3 separate regions of the Homo sapiens genome follow, and regions 1 and 3 are each linked to region 2. Evidence: read pairs that join two places in POLR2A ChIA-PET (ENCODE). Cell type or tissue: GM12878. All regions are shown on one strand. Links, peaks and the distances in the headings refer to the core of each region. The heading gives the core; the rest is flanking DNA. Region 1 has its middle 12 kb from the start of WDR33. Region 2 overlaps WDR33 (WD repeat domain 33). Region 3 overlaps MYO7B (myosin VIIB).

Region 1 (6,156 bases), core at 589-5,588, 73 kb after region 2:
CGATCTTGGCTCACTGTAACCTCCGCCTCCCGGGTTCAAGCGATTCTCCTACCTCAACCTCCCGAGTAGCTGGGACTACAGGCAGCCACCACCACACCCAGCTAATTTTTGTATTTTTAGTAGAGATGGGTTTCACCATATTGGTCAGGCTGGTCTCGAACTCCTGACATCAGGTGATCCATCCACCTCGGCCTCCCAAAGTGCTGGAATTACAGGCGTGGGCCACCATGCCCAGCAAGAATAAATACTTTAGTCCAGGACATAATAGCTATTTATAGAGCTCAAACCAGCACACTCCCTCCATTAAGGGGCCTTGCCCAAAAGCAACTGTTACATAGTCTTTCCCAAGATCCATTTATCAGAGAATCACATGGATCACACAAGTCTAAGAAGTCAAAGGAAAATCACAAGTGGAGGACTGGAGCTGCATGGGTGAGCGTGACTAATACTAATCGCTTAGTTCCTCCGGTTCCATGGCTGAGGATCAAGTCTGCATCCACAGGCAGCACCTTTAATGGATGCCAGCGCTCAGGAACCAAGGAAGAAAAACAGTTGGGGGAACAACCCCACTGTCTTCTCATCCACCCTGGGCCATTCCAAAGGAAAGGAAGGAGACCAAAGGAACACCTTTTTCTTGCTTCTCTTTTTCAATGGGTAACAGACCATCTTTGGCCTGCACTCCTCTGGAGTGCATACTGAAGCACTGCGACTCCTTTAACCCCAAGACTTTGAAGAAAAACGTGGTGGCTCATTTTCTTTTGCACAAGGGTATGGCCTTACTAGACCTTTGGAGGTGTTACACAATGGACCCCACTCTTTTAGCAGTCATATCAGGCAGGCCCAAAGGGAATGAATCCCCAAAACTAGAGAAGCAACTTCCAGGGGAATCATCTGAGGCAGCTGTTCAGTGTATGAACCACTTTTTCCCTCCTTATTTGGGGATCCCTCCAACTGCACCATCAGCCCCTCCAGCTCCACTATCTCTAAAACTCTCCACTCCCCCAGCTTCATTCTTACCCCTACAAGAAATGCCCAATGGAGGTAATGCCACTAGGGTTCAAGTTCCCTTCTCATTGCAGGACTTTAGGCAAATAAAGGGAGGCTTGGGCTGATTTTCTGATGATCCCAATAAGTAGATCCCAATAAGTAGCAGCTTTCCAAAACTTAACTCAGGTATTTTACCTCTCATGGAGGGATGTTATGCTGCTCTTAAGCCAAAACCTGATCACAGCTGAAAAACAGGCAGCTCTCCAGGCAGCAGATAAGTTCAGAGATGAGCAATATGTCTCCTATAGTAGGCCAAAAAGGAAAAGAGTAAATAGGGAAAGTCAAGAAATAGGGGAACGATAATTCCCAATGGGAAGAGAGGCAGTACCTTTTGACAACCCTGATTGGAACCCCAATAACTCCACAGAATGGAACCCTTTTTCTATTCCACAGAATGGAAAAGGAAACACTTTTCAATGTGCATATTGGAGGGCCTATGAAAACCTAGGACCAAACCTCTTAGTTAAACTGTGCATGTTAGACCAAAAGCCAGATAAGAATCCCACAGCCTTTATGGAAAAGCTGAGAGAGGCACTAATAAAACACATCTCTTTATTCCCTGATTCAGTCAAGGAACAGCTCATCCTCAAGGACAAGTTTATTATATAGGCAGCTCCCAGTATTAGAAGGAAATTGCAGAAGCAGGCTATAGGACCAGATAGCACCTTGGAAAACCTCCTGAGGGAGGCCACCTCGGTCTTTTATAAAAGAGACCAGGAGGACGCCCAAGATAAAGAAAGGAAACACAAGAGGAAGACAGAGGCTTCTAGTAGCTGCTCTGCGGGCTTGCAAAGTCCAGGATCCCCAAGGTGCATCCACTAGTTGCTACTGGTGTGGCAAGTCAGAGCACTTTAAGAAGGAGTGCCCAGGCAACAAGAGGAAGCAACCTTGACCCTGTCCAGTCTGTGGCAGAGACCACTGGAAACTGGACTGCCCCTGGAGATGGAGGTCACTGGGTTCAGAACCAGTCTCACAGATTGTCCAACAGGACTAACTGGTCCTGGAGCTCAAACCCCCAGCTCCAGCAGCTTGAACTGCCATTACTGCACAGGAGCCCCAGGTGATTCTGGAAATCGAAGGAAGGAGGGTGACCTCCTTCTGGACACTGGAGCCAGCTTCTCTCATCTTCCCTTTAATCCAAGACTCCCCTCTTCCCGTAGCACAACTGTGATGGGTGTCTCAGGAAAGGTTCTAACCTGATATTTTTCTCAACCCCTTCGTTGTAGTTGGGGGGGACCTATTATTTACACATGCCTTTTTAATTATGCCTGAAAAATCCCACTCCTTTATTAGGTAAAGACATTTTAGCTTGCATGGGGGCCAGCATCCTTATAGCCCCAGACAAACTCTTCCCCCTGGTGGAAGCTAATATTAATCCAGAAGTGTGGGCAACTCAAGGAAAAATAGGTCAAGCTATTAACTACTAGGCCAGTTCGGATCCATCATAAGGCTCCTACTTCTTTTCCTAACCAGAAACAAGATCCCCTAAAGCCAGAAGCTAGGAAAGTGCTAGAAGCCATTATGAACCTAAAGATGTAGGACCTCCTGAAACCCTGTAACAGGTCCTGCACTGTTAAGGTCCTGCACCCCAATATTAGGAGTGCAAAAACCCAGTGGGGAATGGAGATTAGTTCAGGAACCTCACCTCATTAATGAGGCTGTAGTCCCAATTCATCCAGACTGTACCCTCTTCACGGATGGAAGTTCCATTCTGAAGCAGGGAGTCCAGAAGGCAGGATGTGCAGCAGTCACTCTGAATGATGTTATTAAAAGTGTACCCCTCTCTCCAGGCCCAAGCACTCAACTAGCTAAACTAATAGCTCTTACAACAGCACTTGAATTAAGCAAGGGAAAGCTAGTTAACATTTACAGACTCCAGGTATGCTTTCTTAGTTCTTCATGCTCACGCTGCCGTTTGGAAGGAAAGACACTTTCTTACTGCTAATGGATCCCCTATAAAATACTGCCAGGAAATTAACAGGTTATTATCCTCAGTTTTCCTTCCATGAGAGGTAGCAGTGATGCATTGTAAGGGACACCAGAAGGGAACAAATTAAATAGCTGAAGGAAACAAGTTAGCTCATCAGGCAGCCAAGTCAGCAGTAAGGAAGCCTCAGAGCATCAACACACTTGAAGCCCCTCTCATCTGCGAAGGCTCCATAAGAGAAATTAAGCCTCAGTACTCCCCTGCAGAGATAGAATAGGCCATCTCTCCAGGGTAAACTTTTCAGCCCTCAGGATGGCTACAGTCAGAGGATAGCAAGCTCCACTTGCCAGCCTCCAGCCAGTGGAAAGTCCTTAAAGTTCTTCACCAAGCTTTTCACTTGGGAAAGGATAAAACTTACCAGTGTGCTCAGAGTTTTTTTTCAGGAGAGAGCTTAATAAAAACAGTCAAACAGGTTGTTAATGCTTGTGAAGTCTGTCTTAAAAATAGTCCCCTTGGCCATGCACGGTGGCTCACACCTGCAATCCCAGCACTTTGGGAGGCCGAGGCAGGTGGATCACCTGAGGTCAGGAGTTTGAGACCAGCCTGGTCTATATGGTGAAACACCATCTCTACTGAAAATACAAGAATTAGCCAGGCATGGTGGCATGCACCTGTAATCCCAGTTATTCAGGAGGCTGAGGCAGGAGAATAGATTGAACCTGGAAGGTGGAGGTTGCAGTGAACTGAGATCACACCACTGCACTCCAGTCTGGGCAACAGAGTAAGACTCTGTCTCAAAGAATAATAATAAAAATAAAATAATAAAATATAAAAATAAAGTTACTCTAGCCACCCAATCCAATGCCACTTATCCACTTAAAAAAATGTTACTTTTAGGCCGGTCGCGGTGGCACATGCCTGTAATCCCAGCACTTTGGGAGGCTGAGGTGGGCGGATCACAAGGTCAGGAGTTCGAAATCAGCCTAGCCAACATGGTAAAACTCCATCTCTACTAAAAATACAAAAATTAACTGTGCATGGTGGTGCATGCCTGTAGTCCCAGCTACTCTGGAGGCTGAGGCAGAAGAATTGCTTGAACCCAGGAGGCAGAGGTTGCTGTGAGCTGAGATCATGCCACTGCACTCCAGCTTGGGCGACAAAGCAAGACTCCATCTCAAAAAAAAAATGTGACTTTTATATTAATGCTTCTGATAAAGTACAGTAACACCTGCTGAAAGGAAACCAGTAGTATAACCCATCAGAATGGCTAGCAGGTATCAAACTCTACTGTCATGGTTGTAGTCTATAGTACTCCCAATAATAGTGGTAATTTTTTTTTTTTAATTTGATGGAGTCTTGCTCTGCCACCCAGGCTGGAGTGCATTGGCGCGATCTTGGCTCACTGCAGCCTCTGCCTCCTGAGTTCCAGTGATTCTCTTTCCTCAGCTTCCCGGGTAGCTGGGATTAAAGGTGCACGCCACCATGCCCAGCTAATTTTTTTATTTTTAGTAGAGACAGGGTATCACCATGTTGGCCAGGCTGGTCTCAAACTCCTGACCTCAGATGATCTGCCGGCCTTGGCCTCCTGAAGTGCTGAGATTACAGGCGTCAGCCACCACACCTGGCCAACAGTGGAAATTTTAATACTCATATTTAAATGCTATATTCTGGGCCAGGCACAGTGGCTCATGCCTGTAATCCCAGCATTTGGGGAGGCCAAAGCAAGGAGATCACGAGGTCACGAGTTCAAGACCAGCCTGGCCAAGATGGTGAAAGCCCGTCTCTACTAAAAATACAAAAATTAGCTGGGCATGGTGGTGGGTGCCTGTAATCCCAGCTACTCAGGAGGCTGAGGCAGAGAATTGCTTGAACCCAGGAGGCAGAGGTTGCAGCAAGCCGAGATTGTGCCACTGCACTCCAGCCTGGGCGACAGAGCAAGATTCTGTCTGGAAAAAAAACAAAAAACACACAAAAAAAAACCCATGAAAAATAAGATAAAATAAAAATAAATAAATGCTATATTCTTTTTTTTTTTTTTTTTTTGACAGTCTCACTCTGTCACCCAGGCTGGAGTGCAGTGGCGTGATCTCAGCTCACTGCAAGCTCCGCCTCCCAGGTTCATGCCATTCTCCTGCCTCAGCCTCCCGAGTACCTGGGAATACAGGTGTCTGCCACCACACCTGGCTAATTTTTTTGTATTTTTTAGTAGAGACGGGGTTTCACTGTGTTAGCCAGGATGGTCTCGATCTCCTGACCTCATGATCTGCCTGCTTTGGCCTCCCAAAGTGCTGGGATTACAGGCATGAACCACTGCACCCGGCCACAATAAATGCTATATTCTAAACCTTAGTGTAAAATTTGTCTCTTATTGCCTAGAAGCAATTGAACTCCAAATGGTGCTGCAGATGGAACCACATATGGACACGCCCTTCTTCCGAGGACCCTTAAATCAACCCCAGGAAAAGCCCTAGATGCTGTTCCCCACGAGATGTGCCTCTTCAGCAGAAAGTAGCCAAAAAAAAAAAGGTTGTCATCCAACACCCCCTAACAACAGTTAGGGTTACCACTCCTGAGGGGGGAGATATGATACAGGATCTAGAAGAAATTATTTAAGCAGATAGTGAGGGGAAAGGAATCCTTGGAAAGGCTTTCCTTTTAACAAAAAGCACCCACAAAATCATTTCTTTTCTAACAAAGGGCAGCCTGAAAAAGCGAGTTGCAGACATTGATAAGCAAGCTAGAAGCTTGCACAGGTGAATACTGGCAACTGTGCCAATAGAAAAGGGCTACCTGGAAGCCAGGTATGTTCAACATGGAAGCGCCGTCTTCCTTTTCTTTGTTACCACATGTACAGTAAAGGAACAGGCAACATGGTGCCGGCCAGGTAGAGCACCTATTTTCATAATAAAAGATTAGGGTGGAGGTGGCCAGCTTCTTCACATGCTATGCAAATGGAACACCTGTTCCAACCAATCTTTCGTGTCCTATGTAAATCAAACACCACCTCCTTAAGCTCATCTGTAAAACCTTCTGCACTTCACTGTGGAGGCAGCAACCCATTTTTTTTTGTTTTATAGATGAAGTCTCACTTTGTCACCCATACTGGAGTGAACTGGCATGATCTCAGCTCACTGCAACCTCCACCTCCCGAGTTCAAGAAATTCTCCTGCCTTGGCCTCACA
Region 2 (6,156 bases), core at 701-5,700:
AAGATGATCAAAACCAGTGAATTTTGTGGAGATCACCAAAGTGAGTTTCGCCCAAACAGATTTAGTTTCAAAATACAAAGCCTTATTTTCAAGGCACTTTAACCAAGAGAATACACCACAAATCTATGTGTCTAAATTATATGAAAATTAATTCTGGCATCTACACAATTTAGACACAGGCACAAATGGTATTTATCTACCAATCCTGAAATCTGTGGTAACTCTGGAATATGCTGTTTTTTCCATACGAAATTATGTACTGTACCTAATAAATAAAATACAAACAACAGTTTAACATACAGTGTTTAAAACCTAAAATGAACAAATATTTCTGTGTGAAATAGTCTTTAGGAGAAAAATCTTATTCTGAAAACATTTTATCCTCAGTTTGGTCCAAATCAACAATATTTTAGGGCTACCGCTGCTCTACCGAAAAAAAAAAAAAAGTAAAAACTTTTACAATCTAAAACCTTTATTTAAAGATTTTGAGGTTCCCATGAGCACTCAACGTTAGCATAAAAGCAACTATGAAGATTTCAATGATGATACATGATGACATTCTCTATTTCTATGGGAAAATTCTATACGCCAGTGGCAAAACTAGTGGTACTATCTGAAGAGGCTGCTTTTGCCTATAATGTATCCTGCTTGTCTAATGCTGGTTAACATGCCACCAAATTCTCCCCAATTGCTCCGTTTTGTAAAAACATACTGCTGGCATCATTTCAGCTGGTTCCAACCTGTGCCTGCCGAGCATGTCGCTGCTACTAAATCCTGACCTCAAGTCTGTCTGGATTTCAATATGTTCAAGAAAGTAAAAAGCAGCAGCCCCTGACCTCTGAGAACTAATCTGATGTTCAAGCTAAGCCTTGGTGTTACTACAAACTGTTCTGACATGTACAGCTTAAACATTCCACGCTCCTGTTGGACAATCTCACTGAACGTCAATATCAAAAGTAGTCACTCCAAGACCATGGCAAAGTGAGAAAAAACTAGGTCACTGTACAACCCACAAAATACAAAATTCTCTTTCTTGCTGAATGAGTGACAGCTATTTCTTCACCAATTACAGCTTTAACCTCAATCTACTTGACCCCCTCTATAAGATCTGTTGATACCCAATCATAGAATTGCCTCTGTTTTCCGACAGCACCCTATCTAGAGCAAGCCCTCATGTCCTTAGACCTTCCCCCCAAAATTATCCAAAGCCCAAATCCTATAATACATTATAACACCCTGTTACTAGGACACCCCATGGTTCCCTGCGGTCTGTGTTCTTTGCTGCAATGAGCAATAAATCCAACCTGCTCTATGACAGGTGTACTCCTAGTGGTCTTTAACTGAAGGGTATTCACACTTGTAAATACTAACAGTGAAATGAAAATAGACTAAATGTTCTAGGCTTAGAAAATGACTCTAAAACTATAATTCACAGGGAGGGCAGCTTTGGATGATGCTGGTGTAAGATTTCTTCAGTTTTGCTTTTAATGTCAAGACCATGGTAAAATGTTTTAAATGGCTCAGGTAAAGTAAAAAGCATTAAAAACTGTTAAAGCAGAGGAGAAGCTTTTACAGCCAAATTGATCAAGAGAATAAGCAGGAGTTAATCAAGGATCATTTCAATTGGCGGCAGCACATCCAAGTATCTGGGTTATGTCTAGATTTAGAGGTACTTTAAACAAGGGATGCAGGAAAATGCTCATCAACAATAAAGCTGAAGCTATAAGGAAAACATGAAAGTGAGTAATATCTTTTTTCCTGAGACAGGGTCTCATTCTGTCACCCAGGCCTGGGTGCAGTGGTGCATGGCTCATTACTGTCTCGATCTCCTGGGCTCAAGTGATCCTCCTAACAGGGCCTCCTAGGTAGCTGAAACTTAAAAAAAAAAAAAAAAAAAAAAGTGCTCACCTTAACTACTGGAATTATCTGGATAGTATGTTAGCTGTGAGAAGAAAATAAAGCAAGATTTTCATATGCACTCTTTTGATGAAAGATTTTTAAAATTTCTATAAGTATTAATCATATCTACAAGTACAAAACCAAAAATGTGGCCGGGCTTGGTGGCTCACGCCTGTAATCCAGTACTTTGGGAGGCCAAGATGGGAAAATCTCTTAGCCTAGGAGTTTGAGATCAGCTTAAGCAACATAGTGACATCTTGTATCTATTAAAAATAAAATAAAGTTAGACAGGCATAGTGGCATGCAACTGCAGTCCCAGCTACTCAGAAAGCTCAGGTGGATCGCATAAGCCCAGGCAGTTGAGGCTCCAGTGAGTTGTGATCGTGCCACTGCACTCCAACCTGGGTGACTGAGTGAAACGGTCTCAATAAAACAAAACAAAATAAATAAAATGATGATGAAGAAACACCATAAGGGCAGGTGTGGTGGCTCGTGTCTGTAATCCCAGCACTTTGGGAGGCTGAGGCAGGTGGATCACCCGAGGTCAGGGGTTTGAGACCAGCCTGGCCAACATGGTGAAACCCCGTCTCTACTAAAAATACAAAAATTAGCTGGGCATGGTGGCAGACACCTGTATTCCCAGCTATTCGGGAGGCTGAGGCAGGAGAATCACTTGAGCCAGGGAGGCGGAGATTGCAGTGAGCTGAGATTGTGCCACTACACTCCAGCCTGGGCAACAGAGTAGGACTCCACCTCAAAAAAAAAAAAAAAAAGAAATGCCATAGTGTTGACTACTTCCTCTTTCAAGACAAGCCCTCAGCAACTGTGCCAAACCTTAACCTTTACAATTATCACAGTCCTCAGTGTTTCTCGTCAGCAAGAACTGAAACTCTCCATCATACTGAGTCTTTCAAATACCTTTCATTTCACAGGCTTTTTTTTTTTTTTGAGACGGAGTCTCACTCTGCCACCCAGGCTGGAGTACAGTGGCCCAATCTCAGCTCACTGCAAGCTCCACCTCTCGGGTTCACACCATTCTCTCACAGGCTGTAATTTCTAATATCTGCTTCTTCTTAAGTCAAAAATGTTATCAGCTTATTTCTCATTGTAGGAGAACAGGCATTTGTGGGGAGGGAGGGACAGGGTCTCATTCTGCCACCCAGGCTTGAGTGCAGTGGCGAAATCTTGGCTCACTGCAGCCTCAGATTTCCCAGGTTCAAGAGATCCTCCTACCTCAGCCTCCCTGGTATCAGGGACCACAGGCACACGCCACCACACCCAGTTAACTTTTTGTATTTGTTTTGTACAAATGGGGTTTTGCCATGTTGCCAAGGCTGGTCTCAAACTCCTGGGCTCAAGTGATCTGCCTGCCTTGGCCTCCCAAAGTGCTGGGATTACTGGCATGAGCCACCGCACCCAGCTGAGAACAGACTTTTTTTGAGTCAAAAATATAAGGGAAGGCCAGGCACAGTAGCTCACACCAGTAATCCCAGCACTTTGGGAGACTGAGGCAGATGAATCACTTGAGGTTAGGAGCTCGAGACCAGCCTGGGCAACATGGTGAAACCCCATCGCTACTTAAAATACAAAAATTAGCCAGGCATGGTGGCACGTGCCTATAATCCCAGCTACCCGAGAGGCTGAGGCACTTGAGAATTGTTTGAACCCGAGAGGCGGAAGTTGCAGTGAGTCGAGATTGTAATCATTGCACTCCAGCCTGGGCAACAAGAGTGAAACTCCATCTTAAAAAAAAAAAAAAAAAAAAAAAAAAAATATATATATATATATATATATATATATATATATATGTATGTATGCATACATATATATGTATGCATACATATATATGTATACATACATATATATACACATATATATACACACATATGGAAAAAACTATCTTTAAAACAGCTAATTTTATTTCTTTCAGAGGTTAAAATGTAAAAATAAATAAAACAGCTAATTCAAAAACTGAAGGTATTTTACAGTAATTGATTTAATGATTCACCTGCTAGAATTTAAAAAACTACACAAAATGTCTAGTGAATACTCTTGATAAATTTTTGTTTTAATAAACATTTCCACCCAGAAGACCCTTGGGAACTTACATTTGCATGGCACATTAAAACCTAAAAACTGTAAAACTAAAAATGTTCTAAAAAATCAGATTGATGGCAAGGCACGGTGGCTCATGCCTATAATCTCAGTACTTTGGAAGGCAGAGGCGGGAGGATCACTTGAGCCCAGGAGTTCAAGACCAGCCTAGGCAACATGGTGAAACCCTATCTCTACTAAAAATACAAAAGTTAGCCACACATGGTGGCATGCACCTGTAGCCCCAGCTTCTCAGGAGGCTGACGTGGGAGGATCACTTGAGCCTGGCAGGTGGAGGCTGCGGTAAGCCAAGATCATGCCACTGCACTCCAGCCTGAGTGACAGAGCAAGACCTTATCTCAAAATAATAATAATAATAATAATAATAATAATAATAATAATATTGATATTTAGAGTGAAGATGCTCTATTTAAAAAAAAAAAAAAACAGGTTGGGCAGGAGGATGGCTTAGGGCCAGGAGTTTGAGGTTATGGTGAGCTATGATCATGCCAGTGTACTCCAACCTGGGCAACAGAGCGAAATCCTGTCTCTGAAAAATAATAATAAATTTTAAAATCAGAATACACTTAAAAAAGATACAAATGGAATAATTTGCATAGATTTCAGGAAATGAAATGATCTGATTTAACTATTGCAAAAAAATTTTTTTAATATTACCACCACCAAAGTTTTGAAGTATTTAATATTCAGGTTCTACAGAAAGAACATTAAAACTGAGTGCTGTACTATACGACCTCAAGAAAGGAGCAGGATTTTAGTTCAGAAATCACTAAACTTAAAATGCTCTTTTTATTCCAGATGCCACCTCTCTGATCTTAGAGTCACTCAATCAGACCCACATCTGCTATGTCACAGGTAAGGTTTCGGCTCCTACCCTCCAACAAACTACACGGAAGACTCTGAGGACGCAGTAAGTCCCCAAAGTCAAGTCCCCAAAGTCAGCTAGTCCGTTTGGTCAAACTGACAAGTTTCACGGGGTGGACGCAGAGGGTAACAAGGAGAGTCCAAACAAGACATTAGATTTCTATATTTGAATCTTGTCTACTGCAACAAAAATATATGTATAGTACATTTGCCCCAAGATTCCTACCTTACTGCTGACACATTACTCATCCAAGATGGCAAAAAGAAATAACATTTTACCAGAGCTATCACTTGTTCATCCAACTTCCTTATCACTAAATGGAGTTAGGGATTAATTCTTGTGCTTAAGGTTGGTCAGCAGGATAAAACCTGTTCTTACCCCCCAAAAAACTAAATGCTGTCCTGATGAAACAGTCTAGGCACCGGCCGGGCGCGGTGGCTCACGCCTGTAATCCCAGCACTTTGGGAGGCCGAGGCGGGTGGATCATGAGGTCAGGAGATCGAGACCATCCTGGCTAACAAGGTGAAACCCCGTCTCTACTAAAAATACAAAAAATTAGCCGGGCGCGGTGGCGGGCGCCTGTAGTCCCAGCTACTCGGGAGGCTGAGGCAGGAGAATGGCGTGAACCCGGGAAGCGGAGCTTGCAGTGAGCCGAGATTGCGCCACTGCAGTCCGCAGTCCGGCCTGGGCGACAGAGCGAGACTCCGTCTCAAAAAAAAAAAAAAAAAAAAAAAAGAAACAGTCTAGGCACCAATGACAGCAGCCTGCTGCTATGAGCTGTGAAGACTACTCACTGTCAATGTAAAACAGCATTCCTGGTTGATATGGTATTTCATCAATCCACAAAACATTTCTGAAGAAATAAGATAACTAGGAAAATGTTGGACATGGTGCTAAAGGGAAGAGGTCATGTCTTCTAAATTTTTATCAGCAAAAGAACCAATGATAGCACATTGGCCACAGCGTGTCATCATTAATTATCTGATGCATCTAACAACTAAGATAAACTATTTAAATCCACTTATAAGACTTTATTTATTTATTTATTTATTTATGAGATGGAGTTTTGCTCTTGTTGCCCAGGCTGGAATGCAATGGCACACTGTCGGTTCATTGCAACCTCCTCTGCCTCCTGGGTTCAAGCAATTCTCTTGCCTCAGCCTCCCGAGAAGCTGGGATTACAGGCATGTGCCACCACGCCCAGCTAATTTTTGTATTTTTAGTAGAGACGGGGTTTCACCATGTTGGCCAGGCTGGTCTCAAATGCCTGACCTCAA
Region 3 (5,509 bases), core at 1-5,000, 190 kb before region 2:
GACTACAGGCACCCACCACCATGCCCAGTTAATTTTTGTATTTTTAGTAGAGACAGGGTTTCACCACGTTGGCCAAGCTTGTCTCGAACTCCTGACCTCAGGTGATCTGCCCACCCGCCTCGGCCTCCCAAAGTGCAGAGTGGTCATGTTTTTAATGAATAAGTCTTTCAGAGGGCCCATGTGGTTGTTGAGCCCTCTGTGGTGCCCTCTGTGCTGGACACTATGCGGGGTCCCTGCCATAGGGCATTCCATCTTCACAGCAGCCCTGTGAAGCGGGCCCTTTCAACAGATAAGAAAGTTAAGGTTCAGAGCAGTTAAGTGACTTTCCCAAGGCCGTATAACTCCTGTAATATAGAGTAGAGATTAGAACCCAGCCGGACTGTCTGACTTCACTGGGGCTTGGACTGCCATAACAAGGTATCACAGACTGGATGGCCTAAACCACAGACATTTGCGTTCTCACAGTCCTGGAAGCTGGAAGTCCAAGGTCAAGGTGCCTTTAGGGTTGGTGTCTGGTGAAGCCTCTCTTCCTGGCTGGTAGATGGCTGTCTTCTCATCTTATCTTCACATGGCCTTTCTTCTGTGCTTGGGGGTGAGGAGAGGGAGAAAGAAAAAGAGAGAGAGAGAGAGAAAGGGAGAGAGAGAGAGCGTGCATGCATCTCACTCTGGTGCCTCTTCCTTTTTTATAGACACCAGTCCTGTTGGATTAGGACCACACCCTTAGGACCTTATTTAACCTTAATTACCTCCTTGAAGGCCTTATCTGCAAATATGGTCATGTCAGGAATTGGGGCTTCACTATATGAATTCTGGAGGGACACAATTCAGTCCATATAATGAGGTTTACTTGTATTTTTGCCCATCTTCTATAGCGATCTTCTTCCTAATTCTAATTTTATTTTATTTTTTATTTATGTATTCTTTTTTGACAGAGTCTCTGTCAGCAAAGCTGGAGTGCAGTGGCACGATCACAATTCACTGCAACCTCCACCTCTCAGATTCAAGCAATTATCCTGCATCAGCCTCCTGATTAGCTGGGATTACAGGCGCCCACCACCACGCCCAGCTAATTTTTGTGGGGTTTTATTGTTTTTTTTTTTTTTTTTTTTTTTTGAGACGGAGTCTTGCACTGTTGCCCATGCTGTTGTGCAGTGGCATGATCTCGGTCACTGCAACCTCTGCCTCCCGGGTTCAAGCAATTCTCCTGCGTCAGCCTCCCATGTAGCTGGGACTACAGGTGCTTGCCACCACACCCGGCTAATTTTTGTATTTTTAGTAGAGATGGGGTTTCACTATGTTGGCCAGGCTGGTCTTGAACTCCTGACCTTGTGATCTGCCCGCCTCAGCCTCCCAAAGTGCTGGGATTCCAGGCATGAGCCACCACACCCAGCCAATTTTTGCATTTTTTTAGTAGAGGCAGGGTTTCTCCATGTTGGCCAGGCTGGTCTCAAACTCCTGGCCTGTCTTGGCCTCCCAAAGTGCTGGGATTACAGGTGTGAACCACCACATCCAGCCCCTAATTCTAATTTTTTAACAAATTCTATATCATTTTGCTCACTTTTCTCCTTCCTACCTTTTATGATTCTTCCCATGTTTTTATAATCAGGGTATGTTCTCCTGCTGTTTCCAATTTTGCTTTCATTCTGGTCTGCATTTCTTTCATTTCCTCAATTTTTTCATTCGGCTCTGCCAACTCATGTCTCATCCTTTTTCTCAGTTGTCCCCCATCTAATTCCTGGGCTCTTTTGCCTCTGACCTACTCTTTGGTCAGTTTTTGTAAATTATGGTGAAATACTTGGTCACAACTTCCTACTGCTCTGTGGCAGTTATTTCTCTTTTGCTGAGTATTATTTGCTCCTTTCCTCCTCTTGGGTTTCAGTACCTCCGAACACAGAACTGTGCTGGTTCCTTTTGGATTACTTCTCTTCAGATGGGGTGAGCTTTCTTGGATTAGAAGGAGGTTCATGAGGTGTCAATGCCACAGTGCAGGCTAGCAGAAATCTCACATGTGAATTTTTAGTAGTGGCTTCTCCCACCCAATAGATCTGGGTACTGCAGAGCTTTTCACAGGGCAAGACTTCTCTTTTCCCACCCCACAGAGAGACTGCTTCCTGCAAATATGGAAGACCTGCAAATATGGTGTTTCCTAGAACCAAGACAGGCCAGGCAAGCTCCGCCTGCCACCTTGTGCCCTTGCTCCTACTGCTGCAGCAAGACATGCTGCTTTTGCATGCCAGGATGGGCTCCTGCCTTGGAGAAGTGAACTTTGCCCTCTCTTTCTGGAACCTACAGCTGGGGCCACCTTTTCAGCTTCCTCCTGCGTCTTCTAGTGCTCGTTTCTGTTTCTCATCCTCCTATTGCTTGTGGGTGATTTCTGAGAGGATGCAACTCTTGCTACCGTCATCAAGCTTGAGAAGCACTTTCTCTCTTAACCACTCAGCCACACCACCTTCCTAAATAGTAGCCAAGTTTCTTTTTCATTATGAGAGGTGCTGTGGTGAGACCAGAGCTCCTGTTCTTGTCAGCTTATTGTCCCAGACAAGACAAAGACATGGAGAGAAGCTGTACAGGCGCTTGGTACCTGCCCAGTGAGCAGGGAGAAAGAGAGATGGGAGAGGGGAGGAGAGGAAAGGAGAGACAAGCTCCAGCCACCTTGGGAGCTCTGGGCTGGAAGGCATAGCCCCGAAGAGAAGTAAGTATCCAGCAGGGAGGGGAAGAGAGAGCGGGGATCACACCACTGTCTTCTGTCTGCCCTCCAGGGTGACCACGTGTGGCTGGAGCCTCCCTCCACCCACAAGACCGGCGTGGCCATCGGGGGCATCATCAAAGAGGCAAAGCCAGGCAAAGTCTTGGTTGAAGATGACGAGGGCAAGGTCAGTGTTCTGGGGTTTCCTCTGGGCCCTGCCCTGCCCTCACATCCAGGGCCCTGGAGCCCTCCCCGCCCTGTGGAGCCTCTCCCCAACACCAGGGGCTCCAAGGCCAAGTGGGGACCTGGGTGGCAGGACAGATCACGGTGGAGTCCTGCCATGGAGAACATGGCCTGTGTGTCCTGGGGAACGTTTCAAGAAGGAAGTGGGAAGTGGGAAAGGGGCTCTGGAAGGGCCAGAGGGGCAGAAAGCCAGTTTGCAAAATGAAACGGGCAAGGGGGAAAGGTGGGTGAGGAAGGTGTGTGGAGGGGCAGGACGGGGCAAAATGCACAAGTAAGAGGCCAGCAAGCTGGAGTGGCCCGGGAGTGACCAGCTCGTCCACCAGAGGGGTCAGGGCCAGCTAGGTGGTGAGCAGGGAAGGGCTTACAATGGAGTGTCCAGCCGGTCACTTAGCTCCTCAGATTGTCCTCTGTGCTCAGCTGGGTGCTGCAGGCTTAGCCTCCAAGGAGAAGTTTCTAGGCTGTGGCCTGTGAGTTCCAGATGATGGAAGTCAGTAAAATAATAACAATATCTTCTATTTGTGTGACACTGTAGTTTTTTAAAAAAGCTTTTACTTGCACAGTCTTATTCCAACAACCTGCAAGGCTCCCAGCTGCAACCTGACCCTAAATCTAACTTCTGGCTATAAGCTCCTTTGTCCCTGGTCTGAAATTCAGCCCTAGCCCCAGCTACGCCCTAACCCTGGGCCCTAGACCCATGCTGACCCAGCCATAGATGGACCGGATCCTGCCACAGGAGTCTCTTGACCCTTGTCATAGACTGACCCTGGCCGGAGGCTGGCCACTGCCCCAGGTCAGCTGATCCATGACCCGGAAGGTCACCTTGCTGCTGAGAACTTGGAGGGGAGGGTGTGGCAGGCTGGCCATGGGGATGGAGGCCACCCCTCAGGGGAGTCTGCACCCATTGTTCCAGGAACACTGGATCCGAGCAGAGGACTTTGGTGTCCTCAGTCCCATGCACCCCAACTCAGTCCAGGGTGTGGACGACATGATCCGCCTGGGGGACCTGAACGAGGCAGGCATGGTGCACAACCTCCTGATCCGCTACCAGCAGCACAAGATCTATGTGAGTCTCCCCAGCCCTGTGTCCACAGGGGAGCCCCTCACAGGTGCCAACCTCCTGGACAGGGAGAAGAAAATGATGCACAGGGGGCACTGCCCCCCATGCCCTCACTGAGGGAGGTGGGCGAGGTGCCTAACTTTTCCCAATCTCTGCTGCCCAGTCCCAAACAAGGAGGGTGATCCCACCCTGGAGGGGAGGAAGCCAATGCGTAGAGTGACAGCACAGTGCCTGGCACAGTCTCTGCTCAGTGAGGGCTGCAGATGGCCATCAGGTGGCCATCATCCTCTGCCCTCTCCTTCCCAGGCATGTTGTAGAGACAGAGTCACTAGACAGAAAGCCCCTGGCCTCCCAAGAGTGAGGCCCGTGACAGCCCAGATCCCAAGGTCCTGATTCACCAGACGAGGGGGCCATGGGGATGGATGTGGGCCCTCCGTGCAAACCTGGCCTGGATGGAGGTTCACTCCAGCCTGAAGCTCTCATCCTGGTTCCAATGCAGATTTTTCCAGGGGAGGTGGTATTCCAAAACCGACACCAGTTCGGCCTAAGTAGGTGTGGCCTGCAGAAGCCACTGCCTGCCTGGGCCTCTCTGGTCTGGAGGGGTGGCTAGCTTGGTTCTGACTGGCCCTTCTGGGCTGCTCAGAGGAAAGCAGCTTGTGCTTCCAAAGGGCTTTTGCCTGCACTCCTCATCTGGTGGCACAGCCTGAAGCCAGAGGGCACGTCCTCTCCTTTCCTAAAGTGAAAACCAGGACACCATGGTCATGTGGCTTATTGTGCAGGCTCTGCCTGCCGCACCCCCTGAGGGGCAGTGGGGCTGGGTGGGGGCTCCAGATGGGCAGCTGATCCAGGGCGGAGGTCCCAGGGGCACACAGAATTTGGGGTTGGGGTCCGTGAGGCCCAGTTGTTGACCAGCCTATATGAAAGCCCCTGCGGGATGCAGGTGAAAACCCATTTCATACTTAGTCCATTTTTATCGAGCCCCTTCTAAATACCAGGCAGGGTACAAAACAGTTAACATTTGATCTTCCTGGAAATATGTTCCCTGGGAGCTCACCTTCCTGGTGGATATCCCATCTTCCCAGAGGAGAGATCTGCGCAGCTGAATGTCTGATCTCCCTGGCCCAGAATCAGATTCTACTTCCCCACCAAAGTCAGTGGCCCTGATAACCCCGAGGGCAGAGCCAGAGCCAAGGCCAAGGCCAAGGCCAGGGCCGAGTACCTCTGCCAGGGGCAGAGGGCACTGACCACCTGCTTCCTTCCCAGACATACACAGGCTCCATCCTGGTGGCCGTCAACCCGTTCCAGGTGCTGCCGCTCTACACCCTGGAGCAGGTACAGCTCTACTACAGCCGCCATATGGGCGAGCTGCCCCCGCATGTCTTTGCCATCGCCAACAACTGCTACTTCAGCATGAAGAGGAACAAGAGGGACCAGTGCTGCATCATCAGGTGAGGCAGAGGGGTCAGGCACCACCTCCAGGCATCTCCCTGAACTGCTCCCCACCAGCATGCCTGCAAGATCAG

What was found. Peaks named below come from ENCODE experiments on the same cell type or tissue, not always from the same donor. Only the 100,000 strongest peaks of a DNase experiment are listed, where the experiment ranks them.
Region 1: POLR2A ChIA-PET joins it to region 2 with 7 read pairs; 11 of 35 experiments call an interaction of 5 or more read pairs at or near these places.
Region 3: POLR2A ChIA-PET joins it to region 2 with 5 read pairs; 2 of 35 experiments call an interaction of 5 or more read pairs at or near these places.

What each region holds. Positions count from the first base shown.
Region 1 is chr2:127,819,803-127,825,958 of GRCh38, forward strand. No RefSeq gene overlaps it. Among named protein-coding and RNA genes, the nearest start is that of WDR33, 12 kb to the left of the region's middle. RefSeq lists a silencer at 379-579. In GM12878, for the core only: no CTCF peak of the experiment used is centred there; no DNase peak of the experiment used is centred there.
Region 2 is chr2:127,747,007-127,753,162 of GRCh38, forward strand. All of the region lies in intron 7 of WDR33 (WD repeat domain 33), which reads right to left. Among named protein-coding and RNA genes, the nearest start is that of SFT2D3, 49 kb to the left of the region's middle. In GM12878, for the core only: no CTCF peak of the experiment used is centred there; DNase peaks (open chromatin) are centred at 2,765 and 3,559; H3K27ac peaks cover 834 bases.
Region 3 is chr2:127,561,394-127,566,902 of GRCh38, forward strand. MYO7B (myosin VIIB) reads left to right here. Exons shown (of 48, transcript NM_001393586.1): 3 at 2,760-2,873; 4 at 3,840-3,992; 5 at 5,250-5,434. It overlaps LOC105373609 (a long non-coding RNA gene), which reads right to left. Exons shown (of 3, transcript NR_132317.1): 2 at 3,295-3,394; 3 at 1-585. Among named protein-coding and RNA genes, the nearest start is that of MYO7B, 28 kb to the left of the region's middle. RefSeq lists enhancers at 2,253-2,302, 2,613-2,712. In GM12878, for the core only: no CTCF peak of the experiment used is centred there; a DNase peak (open chromatin) is centred at 2,388; H3K4me3 peaks cover 634 bases; H3K27ac peaks cover 1,450 bases.